Linked DNA regions of Homo sapiens: region 2 is linked to region 1. The links are chromatin loops, found by intact Hi-C in ENCODE. Cell type or tissue: mammary epithelial cell. All regions are shown on one strand. Each heading gives the region's core, and the rest is flanking DNA. Links, peaks and the distances in the headings are about the cores only.

Region 1 (9,963 bases), core at 3,017-5,516:
CAGTCATGGGCTTCCATTTTTTTTTTTTTTTTTTTTTTTTTTTTTTTTTTTTTTAGGACGGAGTCTCGCTCTGTTGCCCAGGCTGGAGTGCAGTGGCGCAATCTCGGCTCACTGCAAGCTCTGCCTCCCAGGTTCACGCCATTCTCCTGCCTCAGCCTCCCGAGTAGCTGGGACTACAGGCACCCACCACCACGCCTGGCTAGTTTTTTTTTTTTTTTGTATTTTTAGTAGATACGGTGTTTCACCGTGTTAGCCAGGATGGTCTCGATCTCCTGACCTTGTGATCCACCCGCCTCAGCCTCCCAAAGTGCTGGGATTATAGGCGTGAGCCACTGCGCATGGGCTTCCATTTTTAAAAATCAAGATTAGTGATGCCACAGTGAGCATCTTCCCCATAAAGCCTTTCCTGGAGGAGGGAGACCCCCAGGTGGAATCAGGGATCAGAGTGTCCTTCTCTGTGGCCACCATCCAGGGCTAGTATACCTGCGTTCAGGCCTCAGCCCTGCCATCCCTCAGAACGTCTAGGGTCCCTCCTGTGAAGGGTGCTCGGACCATGGCTTCACCTGATGCCCCATCACCCATGCCCATTTGAGTGCTAATGTATTTTCACTGTGGTCTCCAGGCCCCCGGCTCTTCCTGTCATGCCCCATCGATGTGGACGGCTCGAGAGTGTGGTTCACCGACTTGTGGAACTATTCCATTATCCCCTATCTCCTGGAAGCCGTCAGAGAAGGACTCCAGGTGAGAAGACACCCCTGCTGGCTTCCTTGAAGCTGAGGGGGACTGTTCTGGTGACCAGATGAGTTGTCTTTATCTCCTCCTCCAGGAATCTGACTGACATGGGGTGACAACCCCTCACCTGGGAGTTCATCAGTGTAGTCCAGTGTAGGGACACACCTGGCTGCAAGTCCTGGCTCTTCCACCCATTAGCATTGTGACCCCAGGCCAGCTGGTTAGCCTTTCTGTGCCTCAGAGCCCTCATTGATATTCTGCCACAAAGAGTTTGTTGCAAGGATGAAATGGAAGTGCTCAGCATCGTGAGTGCCTGAGAAGTAGAACCATACACATGTGTAGTACTTCACAGTTTGCAAAATATTCTCCTATCTGCCTTTTGGGTTAAGCCTTGGATTAGTCCTGGAACTTGGACAGAAATTTGGTTTTTTACTCCATTTTTAAGAGAAAAAATGAGGCTCAAAGAGAATAAATGATGTGCTTAAGGTTATAAAAGGGAAGCTTGAAAGGTCTGGGATTTGAATCCATGCCTTCTGGGTCAAATTCCAGGTTCTTAGCCCTGAGGCTGGTGGCATTCTTTCCCTGACATCAGCACCCCTACCCTCTTAGGAACTTCGGGGCCCATAAGGCTGCCAGTTCCTCCTGCCTGACAGCAGTTGGAAAGCACAAATTCTTTTTATTTTTTTTTAGACAGAGTCTTGTTCTGTCACCCAGACTGGAGTACAGTGGCACAATCTCAGCTCACTGCAACCTCCACCTCCTGGGTTCAAGCAGTTCTCGTGCCTCAGCCTCCCAAGTAGCTGGGATTACAGGCGTGTGCTACCACACCTGGCTTTTTTTTTTTTTTTTTTGGATTTTAGTAGATACGGTGTTTCACCATGTTGGCCAGGCTGGTCTTGAACTTCTGGCCTCAAGCAATTCACCCACCTTGGCCTCCCAAAGTACTGGGATTACAGGCATGAGCCACTGTGCCCAGCCCGGAAAGCAAAAATTCTTTACTTCTCACTTGACCCAGGGTTTAACTGGAAGCTTACCATTAATTTGGAACTTGGGATAGTTTTATTGTTGAGCCTGGAGGCAGCCTAAGAAGTTCTGTAGGCTTTTAACACTCACAGTTAGTAATCAGCAGACATCACATGTGGCTGAATAATCCAGAAACCAGTTTGGTAGCCAGGTTTCCAAGAGTTTTTTTGTTTCCTTGGTACTGGACAGTGGGAGACACAAGATGCTATCGTAGGCCTGTGGAGGGTGCAGGGACTGGTGTGCACCCACAGGCACGTGTGTGACAAATGCAAGTTAATGGCTGCAGTCAGTGTTTGTCATTTCTGGTAGGGCTGAACTGAGGAGTATTCAACTATTTTCTATCTATGATTTATAGCAGCAATGATGGTCTTCAGAGGCATTCAGGACAAAGGGAGCTTGAAAAGGAAAGTATTTTGCCTCTTGTGATATATTTCACTAAACTGGAGCATACGCATTGCAAATTCAAGTCAGCATATTTAATAAAGTGTATTGTGAAAGCAGGAAAAAAGCAAGAAATTAGGCAACTTTTGGCCAGCCTAAAATCATTGGTTAGCAGAGCTCTATCAACTGTTGCTTTCATACAAGAAGGTATGAATGATTTTAGATCTTTGCAGTAGAACCTCCCTAGGTAGGTAAAGTCACTGGCGTGGATAAATTGACCATAATTTAGTCCTTAATCAAATGGTTTTGTTAAGACCACAGACCCAAACAACCACTCAGTCATTCCTATTTTGGGACCAGTGGAAGCATCTCCTACCTGCTGGATTCTTGCAGTCTGTCTCATTTCAGAAGCTTCTCTCCTCTGTTCTCATTGATGGCTTCCAGGGAGTGTGATATGCCCAGCACCTCTGGGAAACCCAAGCTGCTTAAGAAAAGTAAAGAGAATTGCAGGCAGATGAGGTGGACTGTTTGCCCCTGATTCCACCTCACCTTCTCCCATTTGCTTCATCTTTGCTCTAAATGTGGTCTTCTGGTGTAGGAAGGGGAGTGAACCTCAGAGTCACTGGGAAGAACTCACGGGCTCTGCTGAATAAAGGCCTCCCCTGCCCTGGAAGGCATTAACCAGGAAGCAGGGAGCCTGTCTGTGCTCCAGCCTTGCGCTGCACTTGAGCAGGCCCCTCACTGGTTAACAGTGGTTGGCGGTGCCAAGGCCCTGCTCCTTTGGACCTGAACCTAAAGGAAGGCTTTCTGGGCATGGCTGGAAAGGAACTCCCCTTCCCACCTAGGAGAGGTTGCTGATGGAGCTGATCATAGAGGATCATTGGGCGTCCTTCCCACCATGGGAAAGTGAGGCCCCAGCCATCTGGGGCAGGGAGCAGAGACATGCTCCCATCTCAAGACTCACTAGTTCAGTGTGAGGCAGGAAAAGTCATCACTGCTTTGTGCTTAGAGGTCATTTGAAGGTTAGTCTTTCAAGAGTGTGGAGCTGCAAAGGGAGGCGGCCAGAGTTTGCATCCCACTAAGTGGCTCAAAAGTGAGTCACTATGCCCCAAACTTGTGACCTCGCCATCCTGATCAGCCCAGGAGACTGTATAGACTGCGGATTCCTGCGGAAGCTTGCTGTGTTCTTCATGCCTCTGGTTTTGAAGGAACATTTGGTGATGTTTTTTGAGGGCCTGCTACTTGACAGGCACCATTAGGGGCCCGACGTGCATGATCTCATTTAGTTCTGACAGCCCAGTGAGTCTCTTAACAGATGAGGAAACTGAGGCTCACGGACGTTCTTGCCCCGTACCATGTCCACTCAGCAGGGTATGGTGGAGTGCGTGTTGGTGCCCAGGACTAGCTGGCCCCTTGGCTACTTCTGTTATTTTCAGGCTATCCTGAGGACACCCATCACTCCACTGAGAAGCCACAGGTGGCTTGGGGAACCAAATACTGAATTTTATAGAGTGGAGTTCTCCCTATGATTTCATTTGACAAAAGGATTCCTTTATTTTTAAAAAATTAAAATTCCCTACTCTCCTTTGTGTTACTTTGAGTCCACACCTACTCTAGGGTCACCTGCCCCTCACCTAACCCGGGTAAGTGGCCATGAAGTGAGCACATTGCAGTTCAGAGTGAGGTTCTAGGCTGAGAACAGGTGGAGTCCCTAGAATGGGTTCTGACAGGGCTACCGTGCACCAGGAGCTGGGATGGAGCGCTGCCCATGGTAGTATGGATTTGGTGGGAACGTAAGGAGACCTGCTGTCATCAGGGGATGAGGATGGCTTCCAGGTAGCCCCTCCCACAGGTACACCCGTGCCAGGAGGAAACATGATATCGCCCTCTAGTGAGCATAAGGTAGCACTGCAAGGGCGTGTAAGTGCAGATGCACTTGTGGAACTGCTTGGAGGACCTTCCTGAATGTGCAGCCGATGCATCCTTCTGTGATGTGCACACCCTCCCAGGAGCCCCCTGCATCCCACAGTCAGAAGGCTCACAGTGGCCCAGGTTTTAGTTTTCAATGTCTCAGCTCCCTGTTGTCCTGCTCCCATTTTTCCTGACCCAGTGGGGATGCCAGGTTCCTTCTCCTGCCTTAGGGAAAGTGAATGTCCTCCCCTCTGTGTCTGTCTGTCCAGATGTCTCTGCTGCTGCCCTCGGGGCCTGCAGTGGAGCTGAGGAGCTTTATGATGTTTCCTTTGCTTACCACAGTACTTACCCAGCCATTCATCACCCAGACTTGAACATGTCCAGTGACAAGTGAGGAGGCTTGTAAAAATATTTTCTGTTCTTGCAGATGATGTTAACATGTACCTAATGTGCATTTGTCTTATGACTCAGTCCTGAGCCCTGCTTCCCTTTGGAGCTGTCATTGGAAACACTTGCCAAAGTGTCTAAAGTCTGCAGGGTAACTCAAAAGGCCTTTCTCTGTGCCCAGGGCAGGCTTGGTGCCTGCAGGGAACAGGAACAGTGCAGAGTCAGTGTGGGGCCATTTATCGGATTATCCAGCCTGCTCTGAGACCCCAGACAGGTCTCCCGTCTCTTGGCCTTGGGTTCTCCATCTATAAATTGACAAGTTTGGACTAGAAGAGTGTTTTTTCAGGCTGGTTTCTATGAAGCCCAAAAGTTCCCCAGTCTACTCAGTTGAGGACCAGAGATGAAGAGCAAATGTTTGAAAACCATGGTGCCAGATAATCTCTGAGGACATGTTCAGCTCCAGGAGTTCTAGCCTCTGTGATTCTGCAGCCCTGAGCATGTCCTCATCCAGGCTGTAGAGTGGAGACAGAAGCAGTAGCTGTCACAGAAGCAGTAGCTGTGAGGGTTTGGTTCAGCCTCATGTGAGGTCTGGCTTGGGAAATGCAGCCCAGTTTCCACAGGGAAAGACCTCAGAGGGAGAAACTTCTCAAAATTGCACAAATGGTTCTAATGTGGAGCAGCCTTCTTCTGCTCCAAATATCCCACTTTTGCATTCTCTTCTGCCCTGAGACACATGCCCACATACACACAAACTCATGCCCCTCACACGATTCCTTCCTGCTCACACAATAATTGCTTTTCAAATGCCAGACTGAGCTCCTAGGCCTGAGACTCACTCCTGCCCCAGGTTAAGGAAGACTTAGCAACAGACTGGGCCAGAGCGCAGGACGGGAGGAGTGCTGGTGTCTGGGAAGGCAATGAGTCATAGGAGGCTGCATGACTTAAGCAGAGGGGGTGATAGCCACGAATACAGAGAGATGGGCCCATCTGAGAAGGGGCAGGGTGGGCAGCTTCCCTGACAGAAATCATAGCTAGAGGTCCCAGATGGCACAGACAGTCATGGGAGTATGGGCACTGCTGGCAGGGACAATGAGCCCAGCAGGCTGTCACACTGATATCTGGCCAACAGCCTGCTCCGCGTCTCCCTGCTCTGGGTCTGGCTGAGTCACGTGGCTCACATGACTCAGAGTTGTTCAAGGTGGTGTCAGTCAGGAGGGGTGGAGAGGAAAAAGGCCTGGCAAAGGAAGCTGAGGTTCTAGGTTCAAATCGGGCTCTGCCTGACAGCCTTTCTCAGCGGGCTCTGCTCTTCAGGCCTTGATTGGCCCATCTGGTAAATGAGGGGGTGGGGCTAGGTGGCCCCAGCTCCTTCCCCTTGGAAAGACGTGGTTTTGTTGGTTCAGAGCTCAGCTTCACACTGTTGTCAGCACCTTGCTCTCTGTACCCTCTCCACGGCAGGATTCGCGGGAGGGCAGGGAGAGCAGACAGACAGACAGACAGCCGTGGCCACCCTAGAGACACACTGCAGCCGTGGTGGCCCACAGGACTCTTTAGTCTCTGTGCTCTAAGGCCCCCTGCAGAGTCCTCTCTGCAGAACTACAGGTGACACTGCCCTGGCTGTGAGCATGTCCTGCCACATGGACCAAGTGGGCCAAACTAGTGGGCCGTGGAATTGAACATACTTAGTTTCCAATTCTGGCTTCTCTCCTCCCTGGGCCTATTTCCTCATCTGTAAATCACGGATATTAGTACTTCCTCTTGGAGTTGCACGGTGGTTAAGCAAGGTATTCGTAAAGCATTTCTCACGGTACCTGGCACAAAGTCAGCTGGAAGATGTGGTGGTGTTAAAGGAGAAAAATATAAAGCCTATACCTAGCTGTGTAATATACAGAGCCTCGTGTTGGGCCAGTCTAGGTTTCTGTTCTTCAAAGAATGTATGTATTTCTTGAAATTGCTAGTAATGGTCACTAAAATCATTTTACCATTAGATAATTGAGGCTTAAGAAAAGGAGCTTGGAGGCATGGTGTTGATCTTACCATAAAATTAAGTGATAATATAGTTTACTGTTTTAAGAGCCAATTAGCTATTATGGAATTTTGAGAAATACATGACAAGAGAGAAGCCCTCATAATTTCACTGCCTATGTGCAACCTCTGTTAGCAATTTGCTGTTTTGAAAAGGAGTAGCACTTCTATATAGGGGCTGTAAGAGTCAGACCCATTTCAAGAAACGGGGTTTTATTGAGCCAGGACCAGCCCAGCACAGTGGCTCACACCTATAATCCCAGACCTTTGGGAGACCAAGGCACGAGGATTGTTTGAGCCCAGAAGTTCAAGACCAGCCTGGGCAATATAGAGAGATCCCATCTCTTAAAAAAAAATGTTTTAAAAATTAGCCAGACATGGTGGCACACAAGTAGTCTCAGCTACTTGGGAGGCTGAGGCAGGAGCATCACTTGAGCCCGGGAGATTGAGGCCACAGGGAGCATGATCATGCCACTATACTCCAGCCTGAGCAACATTGCAAAACCTTGTCTCAATACAAAATCAAAGTAAATATTAAGCCAGGGCCATTGTGACCTCTGCCTGCAGTGTTGGTGCCCAGAACCCAAGGTATGTAGGCAGTATTCTTTGGGTAGATGCACCAAATGGAGTACTAGAGCTGGCTCTTGAAAGCTGATAGCACCTTTTTCCAACTCCACATCCAGTGACATCATGTCAGTGGTTTGAAGTCAGTCATGGTGGGATTGTACCATGGATGTTGGCAAATGCTTCAAATCAGGTCATTGTTTTTCCCCAAAAGCCAGTTTTTCAAATTGGATTATCAAGGCTCAGAGTTTAGGGTCACACGGTGAGTCAGTGGCAGAGCTGAGACATGAACCTAGATCAGCCTGACTCCAAAGCCTGTATTCTAGACCACTGGGTCATGCTGCCTTCAGCCTTAGCACCTCGAACTGTCTGCATCTTGGATGACTTCCTGAGCATGGAATAGAAGTGGAATTACTCCATCAGGGAAGGCATGATGCTGGATTTGGGGAGTTTTTCAGAAAGCTGCAAAACTGGGGCTACGAGAGAGATCTGGGCCACTTCCAGACTGTTCCTTCTTTGCCTGTTTTCAGCTCTATGGAAGGCGCGCCCCCTGGGAGGATCCTGCCAAGTGGGTGATGGACACATATCCATGGGCAGCCAGCCCACAACAGCACGAGTGGCCTCCCCTGCTGCAGTTACGGCCTGAGGATGTCGGCTTCGACGGCTACTCCATGCCTCGGGAGGGATCGACAAGCAAGCAGATGCCCCCCAGTGATGCTGAAGGTGACCCGCTGGTGAGTCCTCAGCCACCAGAGCAGCTCAGCATTCCTTTAGCACTTACTGTGTGTTGGGTATGATGCAGAGCCTCTGGAAATACAAAGGTGACTAAATCCAGCCTTGCTTTGGAAGGCTGGACCCAAATGACTGGGCCATTTTTGCCAATATTTTCTTCCATGGTTTTAGTTTTTCACTAAAAACTTCTCCTCTGAAATTTTTTTCTGGTATTAGATAACAGATTAAGAATTGATTTTTCCCCTTAAATGTTCTTATACCTACTGTCTCTATACAACACTTTGCCCTCTGATTTGGGATGCCACCTCTATTACCTACTATCCTATTACTTTGATCTCTCCTACCGATAGCAGAGCAGAGGAAGAGATTGCTAAGGACCAGAAGCCCAAGGCAAATGATAGGGTAAACAGGGAGAGGTCTGAGGGCAGGAGGGACTCACAGAGGGGAGGAGGCCTGAATATGAGTCCCATGGCCATTGAGATGAGCTAAGTCTTTCACACTGTTTAAGCTTCTTATTTATTCGGCTGTTGCTAAAACAATAAAGGCCCTTTAAGAAGCACCCAGGCTGGGGTGGCTCACACCTGTAATCCCAGCACTTTGAGAGGCCAAGGCGGGTGGATCGAGGTCAGGAGATCGAGACCATCCTGGCTAACATGGTGAAACACCGTCTCTACTAAAAATATAAAAATTTAGCTGGGCGTGGTGGCAGGCACCTGTAGTCCCAGCTACTCGGGAGGCTGAGGCAGGAGAATGGCGTGAACCCGGGAGGTGGAGCTTGCAGTGAGACGAGATCGCGCCACTGCACTCCAGCCTGGGCAACAGAGCAAGACTCCGTCTCAAAAAAAAAAAAAAAAAAAAAAAAGCACCCGGGCTGGGTGTGGTGGCTCATGCCTGTAGTCCCAGCACTTTTGGTGGGCAGTTACAGCCTGGGCAACGTAACAAAACCTCTTCTCTACAAAAAATACAAAAATTAACTGGGCATGGTGGCACATGCCTATAGTCCCAGCTACTCAGGAGGCTGAGGTGGGAGGAGGGCTTGAGCCTGGGAGGCAGAGTTTGCAGTGAGCCAAGATTGTGCCACTGCACTCCAGCCTGGTTGATAGAACCAAACCTTGTCTCAAACAAACAAAAGAAACACCCGGGCCAATAACAGTAGTATTTCTAATCGATTGTAGTACTCTACCAATATAAGACCCACACAGAGTCACACTGCTAAATTAGACCTAACAAATCAAAAGCCCAGTAAAATAAAAAGGAAGCAAATATACCAAAACCTCCCATGGTTAAAGGACTATTATCATGCCTTAAATTTAGCCCCAAGCTTTCTTGGCAGGCATAGCAAAAAGAAAACATAACAGAGAATATTATTTACATTACCTAATGAAAGAAAATATTATAAGAGATGTAGCAGGATTAAAAGACAACTGATTTACTGTTCTATTCCTAGCAGCTAATTAAGTCCCTAGATTAAAAAAATAATAATAATATTAATAGGCGATTCAGGTTGTCTGCCATCCTACTGTTTGGTGGGATGTAGCTGTGGTTCTGTTGAAGATTGCAGTGGGAACTGTATTTTTTAAGGATTTATTATTTGTGTTGCCATGTACAACCTAGTTTGCAATATTTATAACAGTAGTCTTACAAAGGAAAGAAGCATACTTTAAACAGCCGTTTGCAACGTTAACCATTGCTGAAAGCCAAAGTCACGGAGGTATTTTTTGCAGGGGCAAACTCATGAGGTCTTAACTTACATAGAAAATAGAATTTAGTATATTTAGAGGAAAGAATGGCCAGCCCATCCCTAAACAATCTTTTCTGAGCCAGTAACATTTGTATCACTGGTTGGACACAGAAGGTGTGTAGGTAAGACCCAGGATTCTTGGAAATGCAGAAACAGATTTCTCCTTCCAACCCCAGGCCCCCAGAAGTGAGCTGTGCCAGTCCAGCCACTTCCATTACCGAGTTAGATATTTGGTATTTCTCCTCAGTTCTGCTCTTTCTGCCCAGGGCCATATGTCTCTATTATCATAGCTCTCTTCTGTATTAATCCTTCTCACTCATGAGACTGAGACTTCCATGAAAACAGAATTTACTTGCTTTTGTTCCAGAACCATATACTGTGGACACACTGGGAGTGTTTAATGAGTGAATAAGTAATCCCAGTTGCCAAGGATTGTCCATTATACTTCAGCTCTGCCTCTTCCCTAGTTA
Region 2 (9,963 bases), core at 2,029-4,528, 170 kb before region 1:
GCTGCTCTGTGTGATTCTGGTCAGCGACATTGCTCATTGCTCAGGCTACACCACACCCCTTGCTGAATGAGGCACATGGGATTCAGGGGCCACGTCATACACATGGATGAGTCCACTCCAGGCAGATGGAAGCTCCCCAACCCCTGCCCTTAAAGTTCTTATCATTCCCAGAGCTTTCACTGACAGTGCCTGATTCGATCCTGTGCTGGAGATGAGCAGTGCATTTGGCCACATTGCACAATTGGATAACTAATACTTGTACACACAAAAGAGGATTAATGATCAAGTGTCACATTCTAGACACGTATTTTACAGTTGTAACTCAAGTGCATACAGATGCACAGCTGTACACTCACACTCATACAGCCATACATGTGGACACACATTAAAAGTCACATATAAGCATGGACACAAGTATACATTCATACATAAAATGCAAAGGCACATGTGCATACCCGTATTTACATACCTGTTCAGGTGCATAGGTGCATGCCCAGACTTTCAGCTTGCTATGTTTGTATGATTCCCCAAAGAATTCGATATTCCCTCTTTCCTCCTGAGCTGTGTTCTAGTGGTCTCTGTTACAGTTCCTGCCAATAGCTGGTGGAGGGACTGGCTTAAGTGCTTTCAAAGGAAAGCCAGCCAGCACCAGGCCAGCAAAGGAATGTCAGGCATTGCACTCCTTCCTTTTGTTCTGCTTGCATTCTCCTTCAGTGAGGGTCATACCAATCTTTTTAATTGGGAGAAGGTCTCATTTTATTGAATCAAGTCATCAGCTCAGCTCACAATCCTGAGAGAGCACCAGGGCTTAGATAATGACTCAGCTGGTCTACATACACGGCTTTTGTTTTGTTTTGTTTCTGTTTTTTTTTTTTTTTTTTTTTTTTGAGATGGAGTGTCGCTCTATCGCCATGGCTGGAGTGCAGTGGCACCATCTCAGCTCACTGCAACCTCTGCCTCCCAGGTACAAGCAATTCTCCTGCCTCAGCCTCTCCTGAGCAGCTGGGACTACAGGTGCATGCCGCCATGCCTGGCTAATTTTTTTTTTTTTTTTAATTTTAATACAGACAGGATTTCACCATGTTGTCCAGGCTGGTCTTGAACTCCTGAGCTCAGGCAGTCCACCCTCCTCAGCCTCCTAAAGTGCTAGGATTACAGGCATGAGCCACCGCGCCCAGCCATGAACTGTTCTCTGAAGTGTGGAGGCAACTAAATAGCTCCATATGAAATTTTTATAATTCCAATAGCATTATTAGTCTTAAGGTAATACATATTCAGGATTCACAGCTTCTCAATTTGCATTTTCAAAATTAAAATATGACAGTCTTTGATCACCATCAATCCCATTCCTTCTTTTTTTGTTGTTCGCTATAATCATTTGAAAGATTATAAAAGATATAACCTTTTTTTATTTCAAGCTTTTCTATCAGAAGAAAAAGTCTTAATGATAAAAAGCAAATGTCTGACAAAGAGGAGGAAGAGGAAAACGTCTATGATGTGGATCTGACTAGCCCCGTTTTTACGTTAATGCCCACTCTGGGTAACTAACGTCCTTCTGTCCCCTCTGAGTTGCCTTCATCTTTAGGGTAGTCTGGGAAGTGACGCTGGAAATAAGAGCACCAGGATACGAATCAGGACACCTGGGCCCTGTCCTTTATCAGCCCTTGGTGCCCTCTGAGGTCTTCGGCACTGGCTGCAGGAACAGGTATTGATCGAGTGTGGGTACAGAGTCCGCTAAGGGCTTTCCACATCTTAGCTCACTTCATTCTTCCCACACCTCCATGAGCTAGCAGCTTAGAGGTAATTAAGCAATTTGCCCCAAGTCACAGAACTAGACTAGAGGGGCTCATGTTTAAAACCAGGTGTAGGCTGGGCATGGTGGCTTACACCTGAAATCCCAGCACTTTGGAAGGTCAAGGTGGGCAGATCACTTGAGGTCAGGGGTTCAAGACCAGCCTGGCCAACATGGTGAAACCCTATCTCTACTAAAAATACAAAAATTAGCCTGGCGAGGTGGTGCACGCCTGTAGTCCCAACTACTCCGGAGGCTGAGGCATGAGAATCCCTTGAACCTGGGAAGCGGAGGTTGCAGTGAGCCATGATCACGCCACTGCACACCAGCCTGGGCAACAGAACGAGACTGTCTCAAAAACAAACAAACCAAAAAGCCAAGTCTGTCTAACTAGTGAGACCAGGCTCTTAACCACCAGTCTTGACTCTAAATCACTTTATCTTTATTGTCTTCATCTGGAAAATGAGAAGATTGGATTAGATTAGATTCTATAAAATGGTTTATTCTCCTTTTCTGCTCTAAAATTCTCTCCCTCAAGCTTATGGTTCACTATATATAACTTATAATTGCTCCCCCCCCGCCCACCAAAACCTCTCCATGTTAAAGTTGTTACCAAGGAGTAAAGGGAAGATGGGTCATTTTTTTAAAAATCACTCAGAATGAATTATATTTATCAATTCAGAAGTAACAGTGGATTCATCTATCACTTTATCACTTTATAGTTTACTAAGAGTTGTGTGTCACATCACCTTTCATTTTTATAGAACCAGAGGAGATTGCTATTATTATCCCCATTGTACAGATGAGGATGCTGAGATTCAAAGAGGTGGAGTGACAACTCAAGTTTTGCATGGCTAACAAGTTATAGATCTTAGACCTGGAGCTAGTCGAATATTTAGACTTCCAAGTCTAATGTTCCTTCTAGTACCTAGCATCTTCTGAGACTTAAACATTTCTTATTTATCCAGTCAACACACCCTTCTTGCGTTGCCTGTGTAGCATATGAACTTGAACTAACCTTTGCCTCTGAAGAGCTCTCAATCTAGTTGAGGAAAGATTTACATTTTCGCCAACAGGAGAATAAGGAGAGTGCTATAGGATCACATTTTAGCCAACAAGAGAATAAGGAGAGTGCTGTAGGAACTCCTGGCAAGGAGTCAAGGAAAGCTCTCAGGAAAAGATGACATGGAAGCTGCATCTTAAAGACAGATTAGCAGCGAACTAAGGAAGGAGGAGAAGGGCCTTTAGGCAGAGAGGTTGTAGTTACTGCAAAGATAAACCTGTTAAAGCCATGTGGAGAGAAGCCACATGTGGGTGCAGCATAGTAGAGTTGTATGTAAAGAGTTGGAAAGGCAGGAGATGGGGCTGGAAATAAAGGAAGAATGTGGCCATCATCTACCACAATAAGGGGTTTAGACCTTATTCTGTGGGTAATGGAAACCACCGAAGACAGTGATGTCATCACGTCAGTATTACAAAAGTCAATGAAAGATCGTGTGGGGAGTAGACCAAACTTAGGAAGAGTGTAGAATGGAGATCACAGATTCAGATGCCTAATTGGCCTCTAAATGGTCATCTAGATGGGTGGCTCAGGGTGAGTGGGCCTGTGGCAGAGGGAGCCACGCCTCTTTAGAGGGTGCAGCCACCACTTGGCACCAGCAGGTGGCGATCTGCAATAACAAAGACAGTCCTTTCCAAGCTTTATTGTTTTTACTGGACGAAGGCAGAAATGCAGATATTTATTGTGAAATATCCCGATTTTTAAATGTTGAACTAATTTTAAAACTTTAAAATATTATGCAGACCAGTAGGAATAAGTTGGGCTGGTTTCCACACCGGGCTGCCATTTGTAACCTCTAGGTGTGAGGTACCTGTTTCAAAGTACTCATAAGGCCTCAGCAGAGATGATGAGGGCTTGGACCCTGGCTGGAGGTGAAAGGAGCACAGGGAGTATGAAATCCTTTAAAGGTAAAGATAACAGAATTGAGAACGATGGCCTCAGTAGGAAGAACAAAGGAGGGAAGAACAGTTGGATGACTTGAGGTTTATCAGTACATCCCCCGTGGTCCATTCTCATTCTGGGCAAACGTTTTCTTCACAGGTAGTGAAATCGGTTGAATTAGTTCAGCATGCCAGTGCGTTAATAATGTTACATGCAGGGTCATGCATCTGAGTGTAATTATGCATTTGCATGCCATGCCTGAATGAGCAGAGGTAGCTGTGACAAGAAAACATTGCATGAAGCTGTTGCTTCAATTTGCTTGACAAATAAGGGCATGGAGAGGGTTTGGGGAAGTACAGATTTCAGTCAAGTGTTGAAATAATGATCAATGAGACCTTTCATGTCAGAAGAACTAAGCTCTGAATCAGAGACCTGGAGGGCAAACACACCTGCTTGGCACCCACTTCCGACTGGTTTTATGGTCACCTTTATAGAGAAAACCATGTCAGGAGAATTTTGGGGTGGGGGAGCTGTTAATAGAGTCATCTTTATGTTTGACTTGTTGGCATGGCTGGTTACTTAGAAGCTGTTCTTTGGCATAGGTTAAATTATTCAAATCACCCCGTACCCTCCAGCATGTGTCTGGCTAGACCTAGCATCCTGACGGAGGTTCAGAGAAGCATTCCCCAGTGAGGGATTGCAGACCCTCCATCTGGGCAATGAAAAGTTTATCTTTTACAGTTCAGCGGCTCTCTCTGTTCTTAGGACATTGCTCCACATACGGCTAATGAATTATTTAGCGTCAGTCTGCTGGTCCACTCTGTTCTGAAGCTTCTTGCTACAGGAGGTGATGGTGAGGGCTGTGGTTAGACCACAGTGGTCCAGATGTGGTAGTTGCCTCTCATGACAAGTGTGTCTGCTTCGGTTTGTGTGTGAAGGTCTCAGACGGACACTGAAGGGAATGTTACTGCCGAGTCAAGCTCAACAGGTGTGAGCGTGGAGCCCAGCCACTTCACCAAGACTGGACAGCCTGCTCTGGAAGAACTCACTGGTGAGTATGGAGCCTCAGAAATCTGTGTCTGTTGGTGATGAGGCCTTCCACGCAATACCTGCTGGAACAGCATGAACCCAGCTTGATTACGAGTTGCATTATGTTTGCATTGACTTTGAGCTAAACAAACTTTCTTTCTTTTTTTTTTTCCTATTATTTTTCTTCTTGTTTTTCTTCCCTTTTCTCTCCCTCTTACAGTTTCTTCCCTCCTCCCCAGAATCGTAAACAAGTCTCTTACTGGTGTGCAAATCCTATTTTTAAGATACGTTCAGTTTTATTCATTTAGGGGCTCTGGACTGCACTGATACTTAACTTTGAATCTTCTTGTTTACTCTTCAGATAAAGTTGCTTTTCAACAAGATTTAGAATTCTAAAATAGTGGATTTCGTTCCTGTATGGAAGCACTGATTTAAAATATGTTCTTAGAGTCCTATGTGAATTGGGGGGGAAAATTGTAACATGCTTCTTTTTACCAGAAACAAAAAAAAAATATAAATTTTATTTAAATGTAATGTAGACAATGATGATTACAGGTACATTATACTGTATGACGGCATAAAATCCACAGTCGTTGTATAGTTAATTCTGCAAGCATTTATTTTTGGACACTATACTATCGCATTCTTAATTAAAGAAGAAAAGTCACACCTTAATTAGAATTCTTACTACGGTGGATTCCAGGCTGCTATCTTCTCTGTCTCTTTTCCCCATTCCAAAACTCTGTGTCCCAAGCTCCAGCAGCTTCTAGTCAGGGAAATGAGTGGTAAGCCATGGATTTATTAGTGGCTGTGTCATTCTTCTCATATCTTACCACTTCCACAGTCGGGTTAAAAACTGAATCCAGGCTTAAAATCCATTTATTGAACTGAATATCCCTGACTACAGCATTTTAATAGCCACATTACAGCTGTGGAATTGGTCTGCAGCCCAGTGATTGAACCTTACCCATCTAGCAATTAGCCCCAGTGATTAATTTCAGAGGATTCTGGTTCCACTGCCTGGGCACGGTGATGGTGCAGAGATTCTTCAAGCCATTTGTAAGCAGTCCATCTTAGAATGATTTGGGCCCCACATTTGGGATTGATTTTGTTTCCTTCTCTTCAAGGTTTGTATCTTTCTTTCATATGAGTACATGGATAGCACGGGAAAAGGACCAGCAATGAGAAGGGTGTGGAGTTCAGATGGCTGCTCGAGTCTCCATGCACATTCCAGATTGTGTTCTGATGTGCAGACATCAAAAGAGCGAGGCCAACGCTTCAGATCCCAGCATGGTTCAGATGTGTGGCCCGTGGAGCAGTGTGGATTCCTGTCAGATGCTGAGTCTCAGCAAAATCCACATTTGAAAAGCAAAAGCAGGAGCCGGAGAATATTCCAAATATTACTTAGATTTCAGAGTGACAGATTGCAGTGTGTGATCTTCCCCTAATTTTTCTTTTTATCTCCATGTCTCCCCTGTACCAGGCCTTAAGAGCTCAGAAACCCTGAAATGCTGTCAATCGGCTGCGGGGAAGAGACTGTGCAGCCAGTAGTGCTTGACTGTGCACTCTTTGGTGTCAAATCAAATGGGGTTGGTCGCTAACAAAAATTCCTTATCAGGGTGACATGTCTTTATATTCAAGCAGTAGAAGTCACACATGTGACTATGTTGAATTTTTTTTTATGGAGACACTGAATAATAAATAGCATGAGGTTGAATTTAACTTACCCACAGCCAATCCTTTGAAATGACAGTGCATGGTAGGACTATTTAGAAATGGACATTTACATAACTATTTGATCAATTGCTTAGTTCTTCCTCTTACTTATGCAAATGGGTGGGTTTTCCTATGGTGTGTGGTCATGTACAGAGCCTTACAGTTGAGAAATGCATCTTGCATGATAGAATTGAAGGAACCACACACACCTGCTTATCATACTGCTCATGAATTCCTTCTATAGCTTACTGAGGACTCATCTTTCAGCCTCTGCTTGAATATTTCTTGGACAAAATGTTGTTCCTTCATAAGGCAGCCCTTTACTTTTTTGCTGTTGTTGACGGCTTCAGCAGTTAATGGAGTTCTTTATTCTTACATTTCCAATCACCGGATATAATTCAGCCTTCTGAAGCCCCAGTTTTCATTCTTTTTCATGTTGTAACATATCCCTTAAGGTTTCTTTATTTCCAAGTAAAAATCCTGGATTTTTTCCATGGTCCTTTTGTAACACTTTGATATCCTCCAAGCTCAGTCATATTTGGTCACAATGCGATGCTCTCCCAATCATGACTAGTGGCTTGAGGTAGAGCCCTCCTTGGCAAGGTCCAGATCGCTACAGGTAGACACTAAAGTTTTAAGACCTCTCCATATCTGTGAGCTGAAAGCTCCCTGCTGTTTCCACTGGAGCTCGATTGTGTTTTTATTGTGTTCAGGCTGTGAGTTAGTGGGTATATCCTACATTCAGGTCATTGTCAGAGGAGGCATAATTGGCAGTTTAGAACGTGATCACCTAAGCATGTCAGGTGGGTTACTGTTTTGTGTTCCTACATTGCCCTTGGGATCTGATGTAGAGCCCTGGAGGAAGGCAAATATTTCCCAGCACGACCCACAAGAGGGAAACAGGACACTCATATTTACTGAGCCCTCATTTTGTGCTATGTGCCATATCATCTGACTCTCACCCTAACCCTTCTAGCGAGAGGTTTTTATGTCCACTTTACAAATGAGATCCAGAGAGGATAAGTGACTTGTCCAGGGTCAAGTGGCTAATAAGCAGCATTGCCACAATTTAAATATTTATCTGTGGATAACTGAAGTCCATGCTTTTCCTACAACCCCATACTGACCAAACATGTGTTGTATAATAAACATTTCTTAGACCTCTATAAATTGTGTGGGGGTTACCAAAAGGAAAGATGAGACACCATCCCCAACTCAAAGATCTTTGACTTTCTGTCTGGGTGCAGTAGCTATACCTGTAATCCCAGCACTTTGGGAGGCCAAGGTGAGAGGATCGCTTGAGGCCAGGAGTTTGAGACTAGCCTGGGCAACACATAGAAGACCTCATCTCTGCAAAGAAAACAAATTAGCCAGGCATGGTGGTGCATCTCTGTAGCCCTAGCTGCATGGGAGGCTGAGGTGGGAGGATCTCCTGAGCCCAGGAGTTTGAGGCTGCATTGAGCTGTGATCACAGCACTGCACTCCAGCCTGAGCAACAGAGCAAGACCCTGTCTCTAAAAAATAAAATAGTTGAATTTCTAACGGAGGGTTAAGACCAGCAACAATATGTCATTAATAGAGTGATGGATAAGTAAATATGGCTATTATATTTTGTGCGTGTGGTTAAGGTAATTAGTTGAGGTAATTTGAAAACCTATGCCTAGACTTAGCTTCATAATCAATATTTTCTAAAGGGCCTAGAGCTAACCTAAGAATCAGTATTTTTTTAACAGGCTTATATACATAAAATGTGGCCAAATTGGCAGTAAAAGATTTCACTGATGGCCCAGAAGGTAGATGCAGTTACATTCCTCCAAAGTCATTAGGGGAAGGTATAATAGACATTCATCTTTGCTTTTTTTAAAAAAACACATACATATATATGTATTTTAAAGCACTGGGAGGGAAATGCAAGTTTGACCACTTTTCAGATAAGAGAAAAATGCCTTCCAAATTTCTTTGGGTTAAAAGGTGGAAGGAGAAATTGGAAAGCACTTGCATTTTCAAGTAAATTTCCTCCATGAAATCATGGGTATATCATTTACTCCATCCCAGCCTCCAGGCACCACCATGCCAAGAACGACCTAAGAAAGTTGTCATCTATCTCAGAAGAAAAGTTAATTCTGTTATATTTCTTAGCTGCCTTGTCCCCTGTTAATGGCAATTGTTGGAAGTTCAACTTGGTGTCTGATGTCAATTCTACTTGCTGCTGCTTGATGTCTAATGTAAATTCTGCTTGTGCTATGTTCTAGATGGAGATTTCTTTGAAAATATTGCTCAACGCTTGAAAATAGTCCTAGGCTTTTAAAGACCCATGATTGTGCTTCCTCAGTCTTCTCAGCTCTCCCTAAAATTACTCTGAGGGAGAAAATATATAATTCTATTAATTATTATTGTAGTTATTGCACCTCTCCTCTTCCCTTTGTAAGGCTAAAAGAAACGGAACTAGGCCGTGTGTGGTGGCTCACGCCTGTAATCCCAGCACTTTGGGAAGCCGAGGTGGGTGGATCACCTGAAGCCAGGAGTTCAAGACCAGCCTGGCCAACATGGTGAAACCCTGTATCTACTAAAAACAAAAAAAAATTTAGCCGGGTGTGGTGGCGGGCGCCTGTTATCCCAGCTACTCAGGAGGCTGAGGCAGAAGAATCGCTTCAACTGAGGAGGTGGAGGTTGCAGTGAGCTGAGATCGTGCCACTGCACTCCAGCCTGGGCGACAGAGCAAGACTCTGTCTCAAAAAAAGAAAGAAAGAAAGAAACAGAATTGCCAGAGAAGGCAAAACAAGACTGCACTGTGTCCTAGCTTGTGTGTGGCATATTTCTCATGGTACACTAGTGCCAGCTCAGCTCAAATGCTGCTCAGCCAAGTGTCTTGTGGAAAGTTTTGCCCAGGGAATGGAATACTGTGGTCCTGACAAAGAGGAACCCAGCTGTCTGTTTTCTTTCCTTTTCTTTTCTTCTCTTTTCTTTTGCTTTCCTTTCCTTTTCTTCTCTTTCTTTCTTTTCTCTTCTTCTCCTTTCCCCTTTCCCCTTTCCTCTTTCCCCTTTCCCCTTTCCTTTCCCTTCCTTTCCATTCCGTTCCATTTCTTTTCTTTCCCTTTCCCTTTCCATTTCCATTTCCATTTTCCTTTCCTTTCCTTTCTTTCTTCTTTCTTTTTCTTTTTTCTTTCCTTTTCTCTTTTCTTTCCTTTCCTTTTCTTTTCTCTTTTCTTCTCTTCTCTTTTCTTTCTTTCTTCCTTCTTTCCTTCCTTCCTTCCTTCCTTCCTTTCTGTCTCCCCTCCCTTCCCTTTCTTTCCTTTCCTTCCTTCTTTTCTTTCTTGGCTGGCTGGCTTTCTGTCTGTCTTTTCTTTCTTCCTTGCTTGCTTGCTTTCTTGCCTTCTTGTCTTTCTGTCTTGCTTGTCTTTCTTTCCTCCTTTCCTTCTTTCCTTTCTTTCCTTTCCTTTCCTTCTCTTTCTTTCTTTTCTTTTCTTCCCCTTTCCCCTTTCCT

What was found. Peaks named below come from ENCODE experiments on the same cell type or tissue, not always from the same donor. Only the 100,000 strongest peaks of a DNase experiment are listed, where the experiment ranks them.
Region 2: it touches region 1 in a loop (9-fold over the local background); 21 of 110 quality-filtered maps call a loop at or near these places.

The regions. Positions count from the first base shown.
Region 1 is chr11:20,107,042-20,117,004 of GRCh38, forward strand. It overlaps NAV2 (neuron navigator 2), which reads left to right. Exons shown (of 38, transcript NM_145117.5): 36 at 623-741; 37 at 7,551-7,754. Among named protein-coding and RNA genes, the nearest start is that of DBX1, 48 kb to the right of the region's middle. RefSeq lists enhancers at 4,532-5,431, 5,432-6,331, 7,136-7,637, 7,638-8,137. In mammary epithelial cell, for the core only: a CTCF peak has its summit at 4,039 (motif pointing left); DNase peaks (open chromatin) are centred at 4,070, 4,420 and 5,360; H3K27ac peaks cover 968 bases.
Region 2 is chr11:19,934,989-19,944,951 of GRCh38, forward strand. It overlaps NAV2 (neuron navigator 2), which reads left to right. Exons shown (of 38, transcript NM_145117.5): 8 at 4,673-4,785. Among named protein-coding and RNA genes, the nearest start is that of NAV2-AS3, 41 kb to the right of the region's middle. In mammary epithelial cell, for the core only: a CTCF peak has its summit at 3,450 (motif pointing right); a DNase peak (open chromatin) is centred at 4,123; H3K27ac peaks cover 367 bases.